3 separate regions of the Homo sapiens genome follow, and regions 2 and 3 are each linked to region 1. Evidence: read pairs that join two places in POLR2A ChIA-PET (ENCODE). Cell type or tissue: Panc1. All regions are shown on one strand. Each heading gives the region's core, and the rest is flanking DNA. Links, peaks and the distances in the headings are about the cores only. Region 1 overlaps HDAC5 (histone deacetylase 5). Region 2 has its middle 12 kb from the start of MAP3K14. Region 3 overlaps LSM12 (LSM12 homolog).

The links. Peaks named below come from ENCODE experiments on the same cell type or tissue, not always from the same donor. Only the 100,000 strongest peaks of a DNase experiment are listed, where the experiment ranks them.
Region 2: POLR2A ChIA-PET joins it to region 1 with 7 read pairs; 1 of 35 experiments calls an interaction of 5 or more read pairs at or near these places.
Region 3: POLR2A ChIA-PET joins it to region 1 with 8 read pairs; 8 of 35 experiments call an interaction of 5 or more read pairs at or near these places.

The regions. Positions count from the first base shown.
Region 1 is chr17:44,105,937-44,112,215 of GRCh38, forward strand. HDAC5 (histone deacetylase 5) reads right to left here. Exons shown (of 27, transcript NM_005474.5): 3 at 4,793-4,864. Among named protein-coding and RNA genes, the nearest start is that of HDAC5, 15 kb to the right of the region's middle. RefSeq lists an enhancer at 6,078-6,279. In Panc1, for the core only: no CTCF peak of the experiment used is centred there; no DNase peak of the experiment used is centred there; H3K4me3 peaks cover 338 bases; H3K27ac peaks cover 282 bases.
Region 2 is chr17:45,325,570-45,331,848 of GRCh38, forward strand. It overlaps the pseudogene RNA5SP443. Among named protein-coding and RNA genes, the nearest start is that of MAP3K14, 12 kb to the left of the region's middle. In Panc1, for the core only: no CTCF peak of the experiment used is centred there; no DNase peak of the experiment used is centred there; H3K27ac peaks cover 3,728 bases.
Region 3 is chr17:44,045,847-44,052,125 of GRCh38, forward strand. The region is part of intron 2 of LSM12 (LSM12 homolog); the gene reads right to left. Among named protein-coding and RNA genes, the nearest start is that of LSM12, 18 kb to the right of the region's middle. In Panc1, for the core only: no CTCF peak of the experiment used is centred there; no DNase peak of the experiment used is centred there.

The DNA of each region.
Region 1 (6,279 bases), core at 1,038-5,037:
GCTGCCCTACAGAATCCAAACCTTTGTTGGGGGGGCAGGGTGTCAAGGCCTGAGAATCTGCATTTTAATACGCTCCCTTGGTTAATTCTGATGCGACCAAAAGTTTGAGAACCACTGCCTCACAGCGTCCCCAGGCTGCCTCCTGCCAACCTGACAGCTGTTACAGCTGTGTGCATGGACACAGTTAATCTGATTTCCTGTCTGGCAGCTGTGTGGCAGGGAAGGGACAGCTGAGGGTCTCAAAAACAAGAAGAGGGGATGAGGCAGGGGGAGGGGGACACAGGAGGTTGTATGGGGGCTGGTGTTCAACTTTATTCCTGAGCCCCTCCTCTCCTTGGGCTAAAATCCCCTCAGGGAGAAAGATCACAGACCAAGTGGTCCTCAGTATTTACAGAAAACAAAGCCTCCTCTCACAACCCCAGGAGGCCCCCAAGGCTAGAATGGTTCCTGTGCTCTAGGAGCACAAACTGTGGACGCGCACTGACAGGCCCAGCACTTAAGGCTGTGTAGGTGGCATATTGCACATGGGCTCTCGTCTAAAGGGGTGAGTTGGGGCTGACATCTAGCCCAAGCTCCAATCGCCAGGCCATGCACACTGGCATGAGGACGTATCTACCCAGAAGAGGGCCACCTTTTAAAAATCTGCACAAAAGAAGCTTTTTTTTTTTTTTGAGGCAAAGTCTTGCTCTTGTTGCCCAGGCTGGAGTGCAATGGCGCAATCTCGACTCACCGCAACCTCTGCCTCCCAGGTTCAAGCGATTCTCCTGCCTCAGCCTCCCAAGTAGCTAGGATTACAGGCATGCACCACGTCGGCTAATTTTTTGTATTTTTAGTAGAGACGGGGTTTCTCCATGTTGGTCAGGCTGGTCTCAAACTCCCAACCTCCCAAAGTGCTGGGATTCCAGGTGTGAGCCACCGAGCCCGGCCAAAAGTAGCTTTTATGTGGATTAGCAATGGTCCTACCCAGACACCTGAGTTCAAATTCCAGCTCTCACTTACTCTGTGACCTTGGGCAGGTTCCCTTTTTTTAAGAGATAGGGTCTTGTTATAGCGCCCAGGCTGGAATGCAGTGATCATGGCTCATTGCAGCCTCAAACTCCTGGGCTCAAGCAATCCTCCTGCCTCAGCCTCCTGAGTAGCTAGAACTACAGGTGCATGCTACTGTGCCTGATTAATTTTTTTTTTTACATTTTTTTGTAGAGACAGGGTCTGGCTATGCTGCGCAGGCTGGTCTCAAACTCCTGGCCTGAAGTGATCTTCCTCCCTCAGGCTTCCAAAGTGCTGGGATTACAGGTATGAGCTACCATGTCCAGTAAGTTCCTTAACCTCTCTGAGCCTTCTCAATTATACACCACAGCTATCAACACTGTCCTAAAACAGATATGGCAAGGGCCGGGCGTGGTGGCTCACGCCTGCAATCCCAACACTGTGGGGAGGCTGAGGCAGGCGGATCACGAGGTCAGGAGTTCGAGACCAGCTTGGCCAACATAGTGAAAACCCATCTCTACTAAAAATACAAAAATTAGCCAGGCACGGTGGCGTGTGCCTGTAGTCCCAGCTACTCGGGAGGCTGAGGCAGGAGAATCGCTTGAACCCAGGAGGTGGAGGCTGTGGTGACCCAAGATCGTGCCACTGTACTCCAGCCTGGGCAAAAGAGGGAGACTCCGTATCAAAAAAAAAAAAAAAAAAAAAGGGCAGGGAAAGTACCTGATAGCCTTGTCACTCAGTGCATTATAATAGTTCCACTCTCACCCCTGAGTCTTGCACTTCTTACCCTCCCGGCACTACATACCTATACACACAGCCAAACCCAGAAAGACTGAAGAGCACGAACACGAATATCCAGGGAAAGCCCTAAGACCAAACCTGGACCCCATGGCACTTCCCAGTGTCCATAGCATTCCTTCCTGGCACAAGCAGGATTCACACCCTCCCTCCATGGGAAAAGCAGACTCCTCCTCCATGCCATCTCATAAAGTCCTGCGTATTGTCTGGGCATCAGCTCCACCCAGTACAAGACAAAGGGGAATCCAGGGCCCACATAAGGGAGGCAGAGAATTCCCCACCTCTGTGTCCTTGAGAATCCCATACTAGAGTTCAAACTCCCAGGCTCCCCAAGCCAGAACTAAGCTGGGATGATGGTGGTGCCCACTGTGCACTGGGGAGCTGTGGTAGGGTGGCCAGGCAGAGACCCCATCCATCAAGGAAGACCTCTGATCGCTAAGAGCAGATGCTGAGATCCGCCCCACTCTTTAAGCAAGAACAGCAGACTGCCCCTGTCCTTCGGTAGGCTAAGGCTCTGTCTTACCCGCTGGGGTGACTCACTAAAGCTGTCTCTATTCACCCAGAGGTCCAGGCCCCAGAATAGAGCCCAGGAATCCTGCCAGCAATTCTGGACTCCAGCCCTCCCCATGCGACATTCATTCATCCATGTGCCAGGCACTGTGCTAGGTGCTGGGCAATGGCAACAACCAAGACAGCCCAGAGAGCAAAGGCTATCCCTAAAATAGGGTTCTAAAGATGCTGCTGGAGGTGGCAGGCAGGCACCACCCTCGAAAGACCCTTGCCCCAACCCCTTGGGCTTGGGAGACCTGCGCAACTCACACCATCCAAAGAAGCTTCCCTGGACACCTGCTTTTTCAGCCATAGGATCTTGCATCCTGTCTGGAGACCGATCAAGAGATGGGGAGAGGGGGTGGGGAGGGAAACACCAGGCTGCCTGGGCCCTCATGGCCGTGTTTATCCGGGGTGGATTTTTTTTAACCCAAAGGTTAAAGTGTTTCTATTTGAAACATCTATTTACATTCCAGAGTCCAAAAAAAAAACAAAAAAAAAACAAAAAAAAAACAAGGCTGCCGAGCTCCAGGCCTATATCTGTCCCTAGCCGCGTCACAGACACAGCATCAGAGCTGCGCAGGGGGAACATTCTTAGCCCTCTCCCCGAGCCGCTGAGGTGACTCACGCCTCCCTCCTGCCAGCATGGACCAAGCCACCACTCTGAAGGCCAGCCAGCGTTGGGGGTGGAGTGGGGAGACAGGGATCTGGACAGAGGGGCTGCCTGGGAGTCCATGCAGGGGCAGCCAGGCTTAGGGAGGAGATGAGAGAGCAGGGTCCCAGCCTGCAAGGTTTCTGGGGTACAATCTGGAAGCAGGTGAATGAACAAGCTGAGGAGGAAACTTCCGGCCAACTGCTGGCTGCTGCTGGTAGCAAGGAACAGAGGCGACAGGGCAGGATGGGTGGACCTGATAAGCCAGATGGCGTGGAGCTGTCCCAAGCAGATGCTCTGGGATTATTCTGCCTTCCAAGAGACCACCTTGAGTCCCAGAGGCTGTGGGCTAGGGGCCAGCAGGCAGGGTCTTTAGCTGGACCTGTGGACTCCAGACCAGGATAAGAACCAGCCCTCTGGGTTTATTCCTCATCCCAGGGACCTGTGTAGGGGGCCCCCAGGCATACGCCCCTACCTCAGGGGACTACGTGGGTATCTTGTAGAGCCGGTTCCCAAGGTTACACCCCCATCCCCACCCCAGCCTACAGGGCTGGCCCCAGGGTAATGCCCCTATCCTCGGGGCCTGCATGGATACCCTGCAGGGCTAGTCTTCAGGGTCATGCTCCTACATGAGAAAACTGCATGGGCATCCCTGCCTGGGCAGATGATAAGCCATGTTCCAAAGATTTTTTGAATCTTCCCAAAACATTCATGCTCTGACACATCCAAGTCCCACTGCAACCTTATCCCTGGGCAGCTCAGAGCCAAATCACAGGCACCTGCAGAGGCACACAGTTCCCACTTTCCAATTTGAAGCTTGGGATGCACACCCACATATCCAGAGGCAAGGACTCCCCATTCACACGCACACACACAGACACCCACACTTGAGTGCCAAGCCACTGCCAGGAGGGGCTGAGCAGGCATGGGTCCAGCAGGCCCCTCCCTGGAGGAAGCATCTTGTGGTGCCGGCCTGGTGGGGAGGCTGTGCCAGGAAGGCTTGATGCTGCCAACAGGTTCCTGGGAGTGAGGGAAGGAGCGGCCCAGCTCTGGGGGACCCCACCCCTAGCCAAGAGCCAAAAAAGTTCCTGCTGAGAAGGTGGCAGGATTAGGGGGTCCCGAAGCCCATCTGAGCCAGAGTAACACCTCTTCATCCTCATGAGATGGGAATCAACCCAGACCTGGGGAGAGGAGCGCCATCGGGAGACAGCTAGGGGCTAAGGCAGCCAAGCCCCTCAATATCCAAGCTGCCAGCCTCTGCCTAACTCCATCATGACTGCACCAAGCCTCCCCAAGTGTCTGATTCTCAAGAGACTCCTGGCTGGGGACTTGCGGAAGTCACTGTACTCGATCCTGTAGCCCCAAGAACCAAGCCAGAGGAGCTGGAGTAACCTTTATTCTTGTGGACACCCAGCTACACCTTCTTCCCTTGCCCAAACTTGGGGAGCGGGCAGCATGGAGGCGGGTCACTGACCCACTTCCTCCCCTCTGACCACAGTGCCAACTAGGCCAGGATCCTCCAGTAACCCCCAGCCCCCAGCAGTGGATGCCGACCCTGCCAGAGACTGAAGGGACTGGAAGAGATGCAGCAGAGTACAGCGGAGGGGCACCGGGGAGCAGCAGGCTCTGGGCAGGGAGGGCAGGGGCCTCTCTGAGCAGGGATCCCCCAGCCCTGTGTATTCTCAACAAAACTCTCAAGACAGATCTATGCAGGACCCTATCTGTGCAAGGCTCAGGGCCAGATGCTCAGCCCAGGGACAAGGATGCCAGATGACAGAGGGCAGGCAGGGACATCAAGGCACTTACCTGTCACAGGGATGCTGTGCAGAGAAGTCCGCGGCAGGATTTCCAAGGATGGTTCCCGACCTGACATCCCATCTGCTGAGAAACAGGATTCTGTCTCATAGATGGTCTGCAGCATCTCCACGAGCCCCTGAGCCTTGGGCACCAGCAGCATGCCAGGGAGGGGGCCGCCAGAGGCGGGGAGCAGACCGAAGGGAAGGTGGTCGGGCAGCCCGCACAGCACAGGTTCCCTCAGGCCACTGCCGACGGGACCCACACTGTAGGGAAGTGCCTCATCCGGCCTGGGCACTCCTGGCGGCAGGAGGGGCAGGGAGGCCCTAGAGCTGCAGGCCCAGCTCTGCTCTAGAGGGGCATCCGACCACCAGCCTCTCCCTGGTTCCTGGGAGCTGGGGTATGGCTGAGCACTTGGGACAGGAAGGGGAGCTCAGCGGGCAGGCGGGCTCTGTGTTCCCTCCCAACCCTGGGTGACAGCTCTGGGCCCGGCTCCCTGCTCCTCCTTCCCGAATGAGCCGCCGCCGGCAGCTGGCAGGAGACTGAAATAGCAGTTGGGGGAGGGCCCTGTCTATAAATAGGTGGAGCATGCTCAGGGAGCTGCGGGCGGGCTGCCAGGAGGCCCCATGGGGGGGGAGGCGGTTCTACCCCAGGAGGAAGCGCCAGGCGAGGGGGATGGGAACAGGGGAGGGCCTGCACTCAGGGCCAAGGCCACAGCGCTGGGTGGCCAGAGGCTGGGCTGGGGAAGGGCGCCGGCCAGGGTACCCATGCATCTGGGAGCGGCTCTGGCTGCTACTCTTGGCAAGCAAGCCAGGGGATGGAGACCAAGAAGCCAGACTCAAGCCTCCGTCTTTCTTCTTGCCTTCCAGAACAGGTAAAGGAATTGGAAGGGTCTAGGAGAGGCTGGCACACAGGCACCTTCCCTGGAGTTCTAATAGCCCCATGGAGGTTTGCTTAACTTCTGCCCTCCCACAGAGTTGAGAGGTGCCTCCCCACCCCTTCAACCAGCAGAGAGACCCCTAAACACCTGCTAAATGGCAGCTCCCTCCCGCTCATTCTGGAGTGTCGCCTCCAGAGGCTGCTCAGCCTCAGCTTCTTTCTAGGGTGTAGGGATACTCCTCCTGGGCAGACAGGTGTCCCCTGGTCCCCTTTCCTCACCCCAATCCAGGAAAAGGGACCAGGGAACATCTGCTAATTCTCAGAGCACAGGTAGCTCCTCCATGGCAATGTGCCAGGTGCAGTGCTACGAACATCATATACATCATCTCATTAATTCTGCGTGGTGACCTTGGGAGAGGCACAGATGGGAAAACTGAGGCACAGGGAGATGAAGTCACTCACCCTAGGTCATAAAGCTGCTTACATGGCAGGGCTGGGATGTCTGAGGCTCAAGTCTGAGCTCTAACCACCACACTCCACTGCCTCCCATTTCCCAGGGTTTCTATTAACAGGTACAATGACCCCTGTGCTCAAGTAGGAAGAGACTTGAGGTTGGAACC
Region 2 (6,279 bases), core at 1,161-5,160, 1.2 Mb after region 1:
AAAATAAAACAATAAAATAACATAATATCTTTTGCTCAGAGGGGGATATCCAATCTCTCCTTTTTTGATTGGAACCCGGATTTTATTCATAGTGGTGACCTGCCCAGTGTGAAATGCTTCCCCGACTCTCTTACAGCTAGGGTGGTTATTTGATGTAATTCTGGCCAGTGAGATGTACATGGAAGTCTCTGGATGGAGCTTCTGGGAAAGCTGGGGGACAGACCTAGCTGGCACAAGCCCTTTTGTCTGTTGCCCTTGGCCTTATCCCCTTTCTTTAGTTTGGAATGCACACCCAGTGCTTGGAGGTGTAGCAGCCAGTGTTTGAGCATAAGAATTCTACGATGGCAGAGCAGAAAGCTAGGCTCTGAGTCCCCAATAGACTCATGGAACCGTCATGCAGCCAGGGACTGCCCACCTCCTGGGGACTGCTGACCTTCAGCTTCTGGCATGTGATGAAGCCACTGCAGCTGGGTTTCTGTGACATGCAATACTGACTGGTACAGTTAAGAGTTGTAAAATTTAGCCAGCTTGAGAATTCCCAACAGCGAAAAGTAGCCCCAGGATGAAATTACACTGCGGCAAAAGCCTTAAATGTAATAAGCTGGCCAGGTGCAGTGGCTCACACCTGTAATCCCAGCACTTTGGGAGGCCGAGGCGGGCGGATCACGAGGTCAAGAGATCGAGACCATCCTGGCCAACATGTTGAAACACCGTCTCTACTAAAAATACAAAAATTAGCTGGGTATGGTGGCGCATGCCTGTAATCCTAGCTACTCGGGAGGCTGAGGCAGGAGAATCGCTTGAACCCGGGAGATGGAGGTTGCAGTGAGCCGAGATCACAAGCTACTACACTCCAGCCTGGGCGACAGAGTGAGACTCCATCTCAAAAAAAAAAATGTAATAAGCTTATGCTCATTAGGGATTGTGTAACACATGGAAACAGTAAAGAAGGTCTGTAGCCTACATGAGTAGAGAGAGCTACTCCTGTTTTCTGAGAAAGGGAATCTCACCTGGGAAAGCTGTGGAAGGAGATGAGTGACTTCATGGGCTAGAGAGGATGCCGGAAATGTCAGTCAAGGATTACGTGACTCCTTGTGCTAATCACAAGAAGTCTTGATCAGGACCAAGATATATTTCACCCGATTCAGATAAAGGATGCTCAAATTAGGTAGAGGGAAAACCCAGGTGTTAAGATGCAGAGATTAGAGCAGATGTCTGTCTGTAGAGACAAGAATGCTTTCACGCAATCCGTGCCATCTGGACAGAGCTTTACTATAAATCACAGTTCCCCAAAGGGAGGCATGTGGTTCCCGAGGGGTGCACTAGATGATGTGTGGTGGCCCACAGCTCTAAGAAACATTGGATCTCATGCTGAGCTAGTTATTCTCTAATTCTTTTTTAGATTTGTCTATTTCTTGAATAATTGATGCATGCGGTTTGTACAAATTCCAAAAGAGCATGCTTCTCCCACCTCTGGCCCCAGGCTCTTTTTTTCTTTTTCTTTTCTTTTCTTTTCTTTTTTTTTTTTTTTTGAGATGGAGTCTTGCTCTGTTGCCCAGGCTGGAGTGCAGTGGCTCAGTCTTGGCTCACTGCAACCTCTGCCTCCCGGGTTCAAGTGCTTCTCCTGCCTCAGCCTCCCAAGTAGCTGAGATTACAGGCATCCACCACCAGGCCCAGCTAATTTTTGTATTTTTAGTAGAGATGGGGTTTCACCGTGTTGGCCATGCTGGTCTTGAACTCCTGACTTCTGGTGATCCGCCCATCTCGGCCTCCCAGAGTGCTGGGATTACAGGCATGAGCCACTGTGCTTGGCCCCCAGGCTCTTTTGAAGCAACCATTCTCCCATCCAGGTACCAACCAGGCCTGACCCTGCTTAGCTTCCAAGATCAGATGAGATCGGGCGTGTTCAGGGTGGTATGGCAGTAGACGAAGCAATCATTCTTACCAGTTCCTTGTGTATTTTTCCAGATGTACTTCAGCATGTGCAAACGATACATTCCTATAGCCTCTTTCTAAAAAGTTAATGGAAGCATACTATCCACAACTGCCCTGTACCTTGCCTATCTCACTTATCAGTGGGTTCCACATCATACATATAGAACTGCCTCCTTCTTTTATAAAGACTCATGCTATTCAACTGTATGACTGGTATATAATTTACCCAGTTCACTGTTGATAGACTTGTTTCCAACCATTTCCAACCATTATAAGAATTGTTGCAATAAATATCCTTATATGTATTTCATTTTGCATATTAGTTAATCCATGCGTTCCACAAATATTTTCCGAACACCTACTATGCACCAGGTCAGGTCTAGGCACCAGAGGCAGAGCAGTGAACACAATAGATGGAGTCCCTGCATCATGGAGCTGCCATTCTGTAGTGGAGAATAGCCATAGGATTAACTACTAGAAGTGGGTCACACTTTCAATTCTTCTAATTAAGTCAAGTAGAAAGTCTCACTTTGGTGCCAATGTGTCTTTTTTTTTTTTTTTTTTTTTTTTTTTTGAGACTGAGTCTCGCTCTGTTGTCCAGGCTGGAGTGCAGTGGTGCAATCTCGGCTCACTACAACCTCCACCTTCCCGGGTTCAAGTGATTTTCCTGCCTCTGCCTCCCGAGTAGCTGGGATTACAGGTGTGTGTGCCACCAAGCCCAGCTAATTTTTGTATTTTTGGTAGAGATGGGGTTTCACCATTTTGGACAGGCTGGTCTCGAACTCCTGACCTCAAGTGATCCACCGGCCTCGGCCTCCCAAAGTACTGGGATTACAGGCATGAGCCACCGCACCTCGCTGAGTGCCGATATGTCTTTAATGTATCTCTCTCTGACACTTGTAAATTTCTTTAAGACAGAAAGTGCTGGCCTTAGGTTTAGAGTGTATGACAGACCACAGAGCCTAGCTAGAGTTGAATAACAATGTTTGGTTGTTACTGGATTTATTTCTATATAGCAAATGTTATTGATTTTCCATCTATAGTCAAAATATGAAGGTTCCCTTTAAAATACGCAGGTTCCTTTCAAAATAATTTTTTAAACTTATTTTTTATTTTATTTTATTTTTTTGAGGCAAGGTCTCTCTCTGTCACCCAAGCTGGAGTGCAGTGGCACCATCATGCCTCACTGCAGCCTCAACTTCCTGGGCTCAAACAATCCTCCCATCTCAGCCTCCCAAGTAGCTGGGACTACAGGCATGCACCACCATGCCTGGCTAATTTTGTTTATTTTTTGTAGAGACAGGGTCTCACTATGTTGCCCAGGCTGGTCTCCAACAACTGGATTCAAGCAATCCTCCCACCTCAGCCTCCCAAAGTGCTGGGATTACAGGCATGAACCACCGTGCCCAGCCTCAAAATAATTTAAGTAAAAAAAAAATGAGTCAATATAGAGAAGAATGTTAAGTAAATTAATAACATAGGTGGAATTCAGATGTGGAAAAAACCCACAAAGGTGATAGTCAAATGAGTGAGGTTAGGAAATCATCAAATTAAACAAAGCAAGGAGAAAAGGCTAGGCTTATTATATTGTATTTTATGTTTATTTTTGTATCTTCACTCATCTTTCATGTTGAAACATTCTCACCTCCATAATTCTTCCTAGGCAGCTGATTTGCTTATCATTTATTATTGTTTACTACTTATTTGGTGATTCTTATACTTAGATTTCCTGGAGTTCCTGGTCATGAAAATTTTGCTTTGTGGGTTTTTTTTTTTTTTTTTTGAGATGGAGTCTCGCTCTGCCACCAGGCTGGAGTGCAGTGGCGTGATCTCGGCTCACCACAACCTCTGTCTCCCAGGTTCAAGTGATTCTCCTGCCTGAGACTCCCGAGTAGCTGGGATTACAGGTGCATGCCACCAAGCCTTGCTAATTTTTGTATTTTTAGTAGAGATGGGGTTTCGCCATGTTGACCAGGCTAGTCTCGAACTCCTAACCTTGTGATCCGTCCGCCTTGGGCTCCCAAAGTGTTGGGATTACAGGCGTGAGCCACCGCGCCGGGCGCTTTGTTTTGCTTTCATGAACTGTCACCAATTTGCATTCTCTTAGAAGATCTCTTTCACTTTGAATCCCCCAAAGGCCCCGCTCTCTTTGTCATTGCTGGCTCTGGAGGGGGTTGGAGATGCTCCTGCTGGGGACCTTGATGCAACACCCTTAGTCAGATTTTCGTAATCTGGCTGAGGCTTGCCCTGTAATTCTCTAAAAATATAATATGATGAAACAACCAAGACCAAGTAAGCCTTCGAGGAGATCTCAAAGCCAGAAGCTTCTGAACAGTGCCCATAACCACAAGTGGGGCTGTAATCACCCACAACTTGTTAGCTAAAGACACAAACAATTAGCTTGGTGGTTGGAAAGGTAAACAAGGGGCATTTCACAAATGTGTTCTTTAGGTCAAGTAGGTGGTAGTAAGTCTCTAGCTGTGGTTGTTGGCTTTCTCTGCGGCACAGGTCGGAGAGTGGGTGATACCTCTGGGCCCTGGGCAGAGTACATTTGAGGTGGGCAGTAAGAGGGACCGCAGCTGAATGGAGAGGGAGTAGGTGGGAGCACGCAGGGCTCCAAGGCAACTGAAGGAGCACCTGGGAGCCTGAGAAATAAGAGACAACAAAAAGTAAGGCCATCCATTAGAGGGCAAGTCCTTGAGTTTTGAAATCTAGTGGAGCTCTCAATTAATGACTGAGGACCTACCATGTACCAGGCCCTGACTTAAACTTTTTTTTTTTTTTTTGAGATGGAATCTCGCTCCGTTGCCCAGCCTGGAGTGCTGTGGCACAGTCTTGGCTCACTGCAACCTCCGCCTCTTGGGTTCAAGCGATTCTCCTGCCTCAGGCTTCCGAGTAGCTGGGATTACAGGCACCTGCCACAATGCCCAGCTAATTTTTTGTATTTTTAGTAGAGGTGGGGTTTCACCATGTTGGCCAGGCTGGTCTTGAACTCCTGACCTCATGATCTGCCCGCCTCAGCCTCCCAAAGGGCTGGGATTACAGGCATGAGCCACCTTGCCCGGCCTGACTTAAACATTTTTATAAGTACCAGCTCAGCGGTTCTCAAGCTTTTTGGCTTGTTCATAAATTTTTTTGAGGACTCCAAAGAGCTTTTGTTTTTATAGATGATATCCGATGGTGTGATGGTACATGTTTAACAATTGGTTCTCTGCTGAAAAGTCCTAATTTGTAGCACTTACCAATTTCCATAGTGTAAATACTTCCACCATGGCCAATTTCTTTTTCTTTCTTTCTTTTTTGTTTTTGTTTTTTTTTTTTTTTGAGACGGAATCTTGTTCTGTTGCCCAGGCTGGAGTGCAGTGGTGCAATCTTGGCTCACTGCAACCTCTGCCTCCCGGGTTCAAGAGATTCTCCTGCCTCAGGCTTCTGAGTAGCTGGAACTACAGGCATCTTGAACCCCAGACCTCAGGTGATCCACCCGCCTCGGCCTCCCAAAGTGCTGGGATTACAGGCGTGAGCCACCGTGCCTGGCCCACCGTGGCCGATTTCAAGATACCAACCTAACATCACTGAATGTGAAATGGGAAGAGATATGTACAGTCAACTTTCCCAAGCCAGTGCAAGCAGACTGTGCACCGCTGGAATTTTTATTGATATTTACAGTACTGGAAATTAAAACTCATAAATTTAAAAAAATGCCTTCACTAAAAATACTAATAACCCATTACATATGAATATAAACATTCTTTTTGAAAATAACTATTTAGAAAAATAAAAAATAATTACTGAAGACAGTGGCATTGTTTTATATTTTGCAAATCCCTTTAATCTAGCTTAATGGAAGACAGCGGCATTCATAGATCTCCATTCAATCAGTTGTGATGTCCTATATCACGTGGTCTTTGGAAAACTCCACAAAAGAGCACTAAAGGTAAATAATGTCTTAGCATTACTATGGAAATAGTTTTGACCTCATGGACCCCCTGAAAGAGTCCTGGGGACTTCCAGGGGGTCCCAGGACCATACTTTGAGAATAGCTGTACTAATGCATTTACTTTTTCCAAGGAGCCCAGTGAGGCAGGTTTTCTTATATCCCCATTTTGCAAATGAGGAAATTGAGGTACAGAGTACTTACCCAAGGGCACTAAGCTAGAAATTGGCAAAGTCAGCCAGACATGGTGCCTCGCACCTGTTATCCCAACACTTTGGGAGGCCAAGGCGAGAGGATTGCTTGAGCCCAGGAGTTCAAGACCAGCCTGGGCAATAGAGTGAGACCTCGTCTCTGCAAAAAATTTAAAATAAAATAAATCAAAAAAGAAAATGGTGGCTGGGCATGGTGGT
Region 3 (6,279 bases), core at 1,238-5,237, 60 kb before region 1:
ACAGGCATGAGCCACCCTACCCGGCTGTTTCCAGTTTTTGGCAGCAGTCACACACAAGTCTTTGTGTATGTAAAAGTAAAAATATTTTACTTTTTTTTTTTTTTTTTTGAGACGGAGTCTCGCTCTGTCTCCCAGGTTGGAGTGCAGTGGCGCGATCTTGGCTCACTGCAAGCTCCGCCTCCTGGGTTCACGCCATTCTCCTGCCTCAGCCTCCCGAGTAGCTGGGACTACAGGCGCCCGCCACCACGCCCGGATAATTTTTGTATTTTTAGTAGAGACAGGGTTTCACCCTGTTAGCCAGGATGGTCTTGATCTCCTGACCTCATGATCCGCCCGCCTCGGCCTCCCAAAGTGCTGGGATTACAGGTGTGAGTCACCATGCCCAGCCAACGTTTTACTTTTTAAAAGTAAAAAGATTTTGCTTTTTAAAAGTAAAAAGTCTCTGTGTGTGGACATGTTTTTACTTTTGTTAGGTAGATAACTAAGAGTAGAATTTCTGGGTCATATGGTAAGTGTATGTTTAATTTTTAAAGTAATTGTTTTCCTGCTAGTGAAGTTTCCTTAAAAACAAAACAAAATGGCCGGGTGCAGTGGCTCACGCCTGCAATCCCAGCACTTTGGGAGGCCGAGGCGGATGGATCACGGGGTCAGGAGATCGAGACCATCCTGGCTAACACGGTGAAACCCCGTCTCTACTAAAAATGCAAAAAATCAGCCGGGGATGGTGGCGGGCGCCTGTAGTCCTAGCTACTCGGGAGGCTGAGGCAGGAGAAAGGCGTGAACTCAGGAGGCGGAGCTTGCAGTGAGCTGAGATTAATGCGCCACTGCACTCCAGCCTGGGCAACAGAGCCAGACTCCGTCTCAAAAAAAAAAAAAAAAAAGGAACTGTCAAACTGTTTTCTTTTTTTTTTTCTTTTTTTTTTTTTTTTGCTGGAGTGCAATGGCGCGATCTTGGCTCACTGCAACCTCCGCCTCTGGGGTTCAAGTGATTCTCCTGCCTCAGTCTCCCGAGTAGCTGGGATTACAGGCGCCCGCCACCACGCCTGGCTAATTTTTTGTATTTTTAGTAGAGATGGGGTTTCACTATGTTGGCCAGGCTGGTCTCGAACTCCTGACCTCGTGATCCACCCGCCTCGACCTCCCAAAGTGCTGGGATTACAGGCGTAAGCCACAGCGCCCGGCCCTAATGTTTGATAGTTCTAAATCTGCCACCTACTCACCAACACTGGGTACTGTTAGCCTTTCTGATCTCAGCCATTTTAGCAGAAGTATAGCAGTTTCACACTGTGGTTTTCACTTGTACTTCCCTTTATGTCTAATGATATCAAGCATCTTATGTGCTTATTTGTAATTACTGTATCTTCTCTGATACAGTATTCAAAGCTTTTGCCCATTTTTAATTGGACTGTCTTTTTTTTGAGATGGAGTCTTGCTCTGTCACCCAGACTGGAGTGCAGTGGCACCATCTCAGCTCACCACAACCTCTGCCTCCCAGGTTCAAGCAATTCTCCTGCCTCAGCCTCCAGAGTAGCTAGGACTACAGGCCCACACCACCACGCCCAGCTAATTTTTGTATTTTTAGTAAAGACAGGGTTTCACCACGTTGGCCAGGCTGGTCTCAAACTCCTGACCTCAGGTGATTCACCTGCCTCGGCCTCCCAAAGTGCTGGGATTACAGGCATGAGCCACCATGCCCAGCCTGGATTGTCTTATTATCATTATTATTTTCTTTTTTGAGATAGGTCTTGCTCTGTTGCCCAGGCTGGAGTGTACTGGCATAATCATGGCTCACTGCAGCCTTGACCTCCTTGGCTAAAGCAATCCTCCCACCTCAGCCTCCCAAGCATCTGGAACCACAAGCAAGGACCACTATGCCTGGCAGGTTTGTTTGTTCTGTTTTTTTTTTTTTAATTTTATGTAGCGATGGGGTCTCCCTGTGTTCCCTAGGCTAGTCTCAAACTCCTGATCTCAAATCATCCTCCCACCTCAGCCTCCCAAAGTGCTGGAATTACAAGCATAAACCACCAAGCCCGGGCTGCCTTATTAAGAGTTCTTGGCTGGGCGTGGTCACTCACACCTGTAATCCTAGCACTTTGGGAGGCTGAGGAAGGCCGATCACTTGAGCCAGGGGTTCAAGACCAGTGTGGACAACATAGACAGTGTCCGTATTAAACACACACACACACACACACACACACACACACACACACACACACACGCAAATAAAAAGAGTTCTTTATACATTCTGGACACAAGTGCTCTGTAAGATGTATGTTTTGCAAATTATTTCTCCCAGTCTATGGCTTGTCTTTTCATTTTCTTTATGCAGCAAAACATAGAAAAATTTTTTCCAGGCCAAGAGCAGTGGCTCATGCTTGTAATCCCAGCACTTTGGGAGGCCAAGGCAGGCAGATCACTTGAGCCCAGGAGTTCGAAACCAGCCTGGTCAACATAGCGAAACCCCATCTCTACAAAAATTACAAAAATTAGCCGGGCACAGTAACATGCACCTGTAGTCCCATCTACTTGGGAGGCTGAGGCAGAGGAATTGCTTGAACCCGGGAGGCGGAGGTTTCAGTTAGCCGAGCTTGCACCACTGCACTCTAGCCTGGGTGACAGAGAGAGACTCCATCTCAAAAAAAAAAAAAAAAAAAGTAACCATAAAAATTCAATGACTATCACCCATACTACACCCATTTTCAATGCAAACATGCTAGCTGCTGGCCTCACTACCAATCAGTTAGAAGCACTAACTGGTTAGCATCTCAAAGAATAAAAAGCACCAAGTTTAAGAACACACTGGGTTCAGGCAAACCAAGAAGCATAAACTTACAAATATTTGTTATTAATGTGCATATGGCTTACTTGAAATCACTGCACATGACAATCTGTGCTTACCTGGCTCTCCTTTCATTCTGCATGATTCCCAGTGAAAACACAGTCCTTGTATACTAACCAGTGTTTCCTCCTGTGCCCGTTTTATATATAGCACCTTGATGTGGGCAAAGGAGAAAAGTATATGCATTCGATATCAAAGCACATCAATATTAAAAGGCTTCTAGGCCAGGCACAGTGGCTCATTCCTATAATCCCAGCACTTTGGGAGGCCAAGGCAGGAAGATCACTTGAGGCCAGGAGTTCAGACTAGCCTGGCCAACATTGTGAAACCCTGTCTCTACTGAAAATACAAAAATTAGCACCGGGCATGGTGGTGTGCACCTGTAGTCCCAGCTACTTGGGAGGCTGAGGCAGGACAATCACTTGAACCCGGGAGACGGAGGCTGCAGTGAGCTGAGCTTGTGCCACTGCACTCCAGCCTGTGTGACAGAGACTCTGTCTTTAAAAAACAACAACAACAACAACAAAAACAAAACGAACAAAAAAAACCGGCTTCTAATCATGCCTGATGCTGGGTAACCCTTATTTTTGTTTGTTTGTTTTTGTTTTTAAGAGACAGGGTCTCACTCTTCTGCCCAGGCTGGAGTGCAGTGCCATGATCCTACACAATGCAGTCACAAACTCCTGGGCTCAAGCGATCTTCCCACCTCAGCCTACAGAGTAGCTGAGACTATAGGTGTGCGCCACCACACCCAGCTACTTTTTTTTATTTTTGTAGAGATGGGGTCTTGCTATATTGCCCAGGCTGGCCTTGAACTTCTGGCCTCCAGCAATCCTCCCGCCTCAGCCTCCCAAAGTGCTGGGATTAAATGCATGAGCCACTGCGTCCCACAAGTGAGTGATTTAATGAACACCAAGGACACATATCTTGTCTGCACGCAGTGACATGGAAGGAAAAGGGAGGAGCCAAAAGAACAAAATCCAAGCAATATGCACTTCATCTTGTTATTCAGTCACCAGCTGGGCCATCTTATTTCCACATGCCCAGACCAGGAAGGCACAGGTGCCGTGGGGAATCCAGAGGGATTCCTACTACAAGTATTTAACAGGCTGAGACAGCTGATACAACAAGGGAAACAGAGAAGCCAGAGAGGAGCCTGCTGGGTGTGACCTACTGACTCCAATGAGCCACTCTCAGTTTGCCTTCTCTGTGTATTTGGGTCTTCCAACCAGCTGCCCTCACAGAGGGCTTAGGAAACACTGCAGCTGCTGCCCGGAACTGCTTATGACGCCTGCAAGCCTGGTGGGTGTCAAGGGATGGCAGACCAGAGTGGCAAAGAACTGTCATCGTAAGGGCCCTTGCATGTTCCCTATGTTTTGAATCTGGGGTAGGCTCTTGGAAAGCCTTCATTCTTTTTATTTTTATTTTTTTGAGATGGAGTTTCTCTCTTGTTGCCCAGGCTGGAGTGCAATGGCACGATCTCAGCTCAATGCAACCTCCACCTCCTGGGTTCAAGCGATTCTCCTGCCTCAGCCTCCCAAGTAGCTGGGGTTACAGACATGTGGACACCATGCCCGGCTAATTTTTGTATTTTTTTTTTTTTTAGTAGAGACGGGGTTTTGCCATGTTGACCAGGCTGGTCTCGAACTCCTGACCTCAGGTAATCCACCTGCCTCAGCCTCCCAAAGTGTTGGGGTTACAGGCATGCGCCACCGCACCCAGACAAAGCCTTTATTCTTAGCTAGCAACAAATAGGCTCTCAAAAATATATCTTCTGAATATCAGCATCCCCAGGGCAACTGTTCCCTAGCTGAAAGCTTGTGCCTGAACATTTTTTTTTTTTTTGAGATGGAGTCTCGCTCTGTTGCCCAGGCTGGAGTGCAGTGGCATGATGTAGGCTCACTATAACCTCCACCTCCTGGGTTCAAGTGATTCTCCTGCCTCACTGCCTCAGCCTCCAGAGTAGCTGGTATTACAGGCACGTGCCACCACACCCAGCTAATTTTTGTATTTTGAGAAGAGATGGGGTTTCACCCTGTTGGCCAAGCTGGTCTCGAACCCCTGACCGCAAGTGATCTGCCCGCTTCAGCCTCCCAAAGTGCTGGAATTACAGGCATGAGCCACCGCGCCCAGTGTGCCTGAACATTTCTAATAAAATACTGTTCCTGGACAGGCATGGTAGCTCACAACTGTAACTCCAGCACTTTGGGAGATAGGCGGGTGGATACTTTGAGCTCAGGGGTTTGAGACCAGCCTGGGCAACATGGCAAAACCCTACAAAAAATTTTTTAACAAATTAGCTGGGGGGCTGGACGTAGTGGCTCACGCCTGTAATCCCAACACTTTGGGAGGCTGAGGTGGGCGGATCACGAGGTCAAGAGATTGAGACCATCTTGGCCAACATAGTGAAACCCCCTCTCTACTAAAAATACAAAAATTGGCTGGGAGTGGTGGCTCACACCTGTAATCCCAGCACTTTGGGAGGCAGAGGAGGGCAGATCACAAGATCAGGAGTTCCAGACCAGCCTGGCCAATATGGTAAAACCCCGTCTCTACTAAAAATTAGCCAGGCGTGATGGCGGGCACCTGTAGTCCCAGCTACTGCTGAGGCAGGAGAATCGCTTGAACCTGGGAGGCAGAGGTTGCAGTGAACCAAGATCGTGCCACTGCTCTTTAGCCTGGCGACAGAGCGAGACTCCGTCTCAAAAAAAAAAAAAAAAAAAAAAAAAAATTAGCTGGGTGTGGTGGCGCACTCCTGTGGTCCCAGCTTCTCGGGAGCCTAGCTTGTGCCTGGGGGGAGGAGGTGGCAGTGAGGTGAGATTGCACCACTGCACTTCAACCTAAGTGACAAAGTAAGACCCTATCTCGGGGAGGGGGAAATATATATATATATAGTTCCCTACAAATTGGACAGTTAGGAACTAAAAAAATACAGTACTCTACTTGAAGTTCTGTTCTAGAATACCTAAGAGTAAATAAATAACAATGAATCAAAATATTGAATCAGGCCAGGATTAGTGGCTCATACCTGTAACCCTAACACTTTAGGAGGCCAAGACAGGAGGATGGCTTGAGTCCAGGGGTGCAAGACCAGACTGGGCAACATAGCAAGGCCCCTGACTCTACCAAAAAAAATGTTAGGGCAGGCACAGTGGTTCACGCTTATAATCCCAGCATTTTGAGAGGCCGAGGCGGGTGGATCACTTGAGGTCACGAGTTCAAGACCAGCCTGGCCAACATGGTGAAACCCCATCTCTACTAAAAATACAAACATCCGCTGGGTGTGGTAGCATGTGCCTGTAATCCCAGCTACCTGGGAGGCTGAGGCAGGAGAATTGTTTGAACCGGGGAGGCGGAGGTAGCAATGAGCCAAGATCATGCTACTGCACTCCAGCCTGGGTGACAGCAAGACTCCATCTTAGAAAAAATTTAAAAAGTTT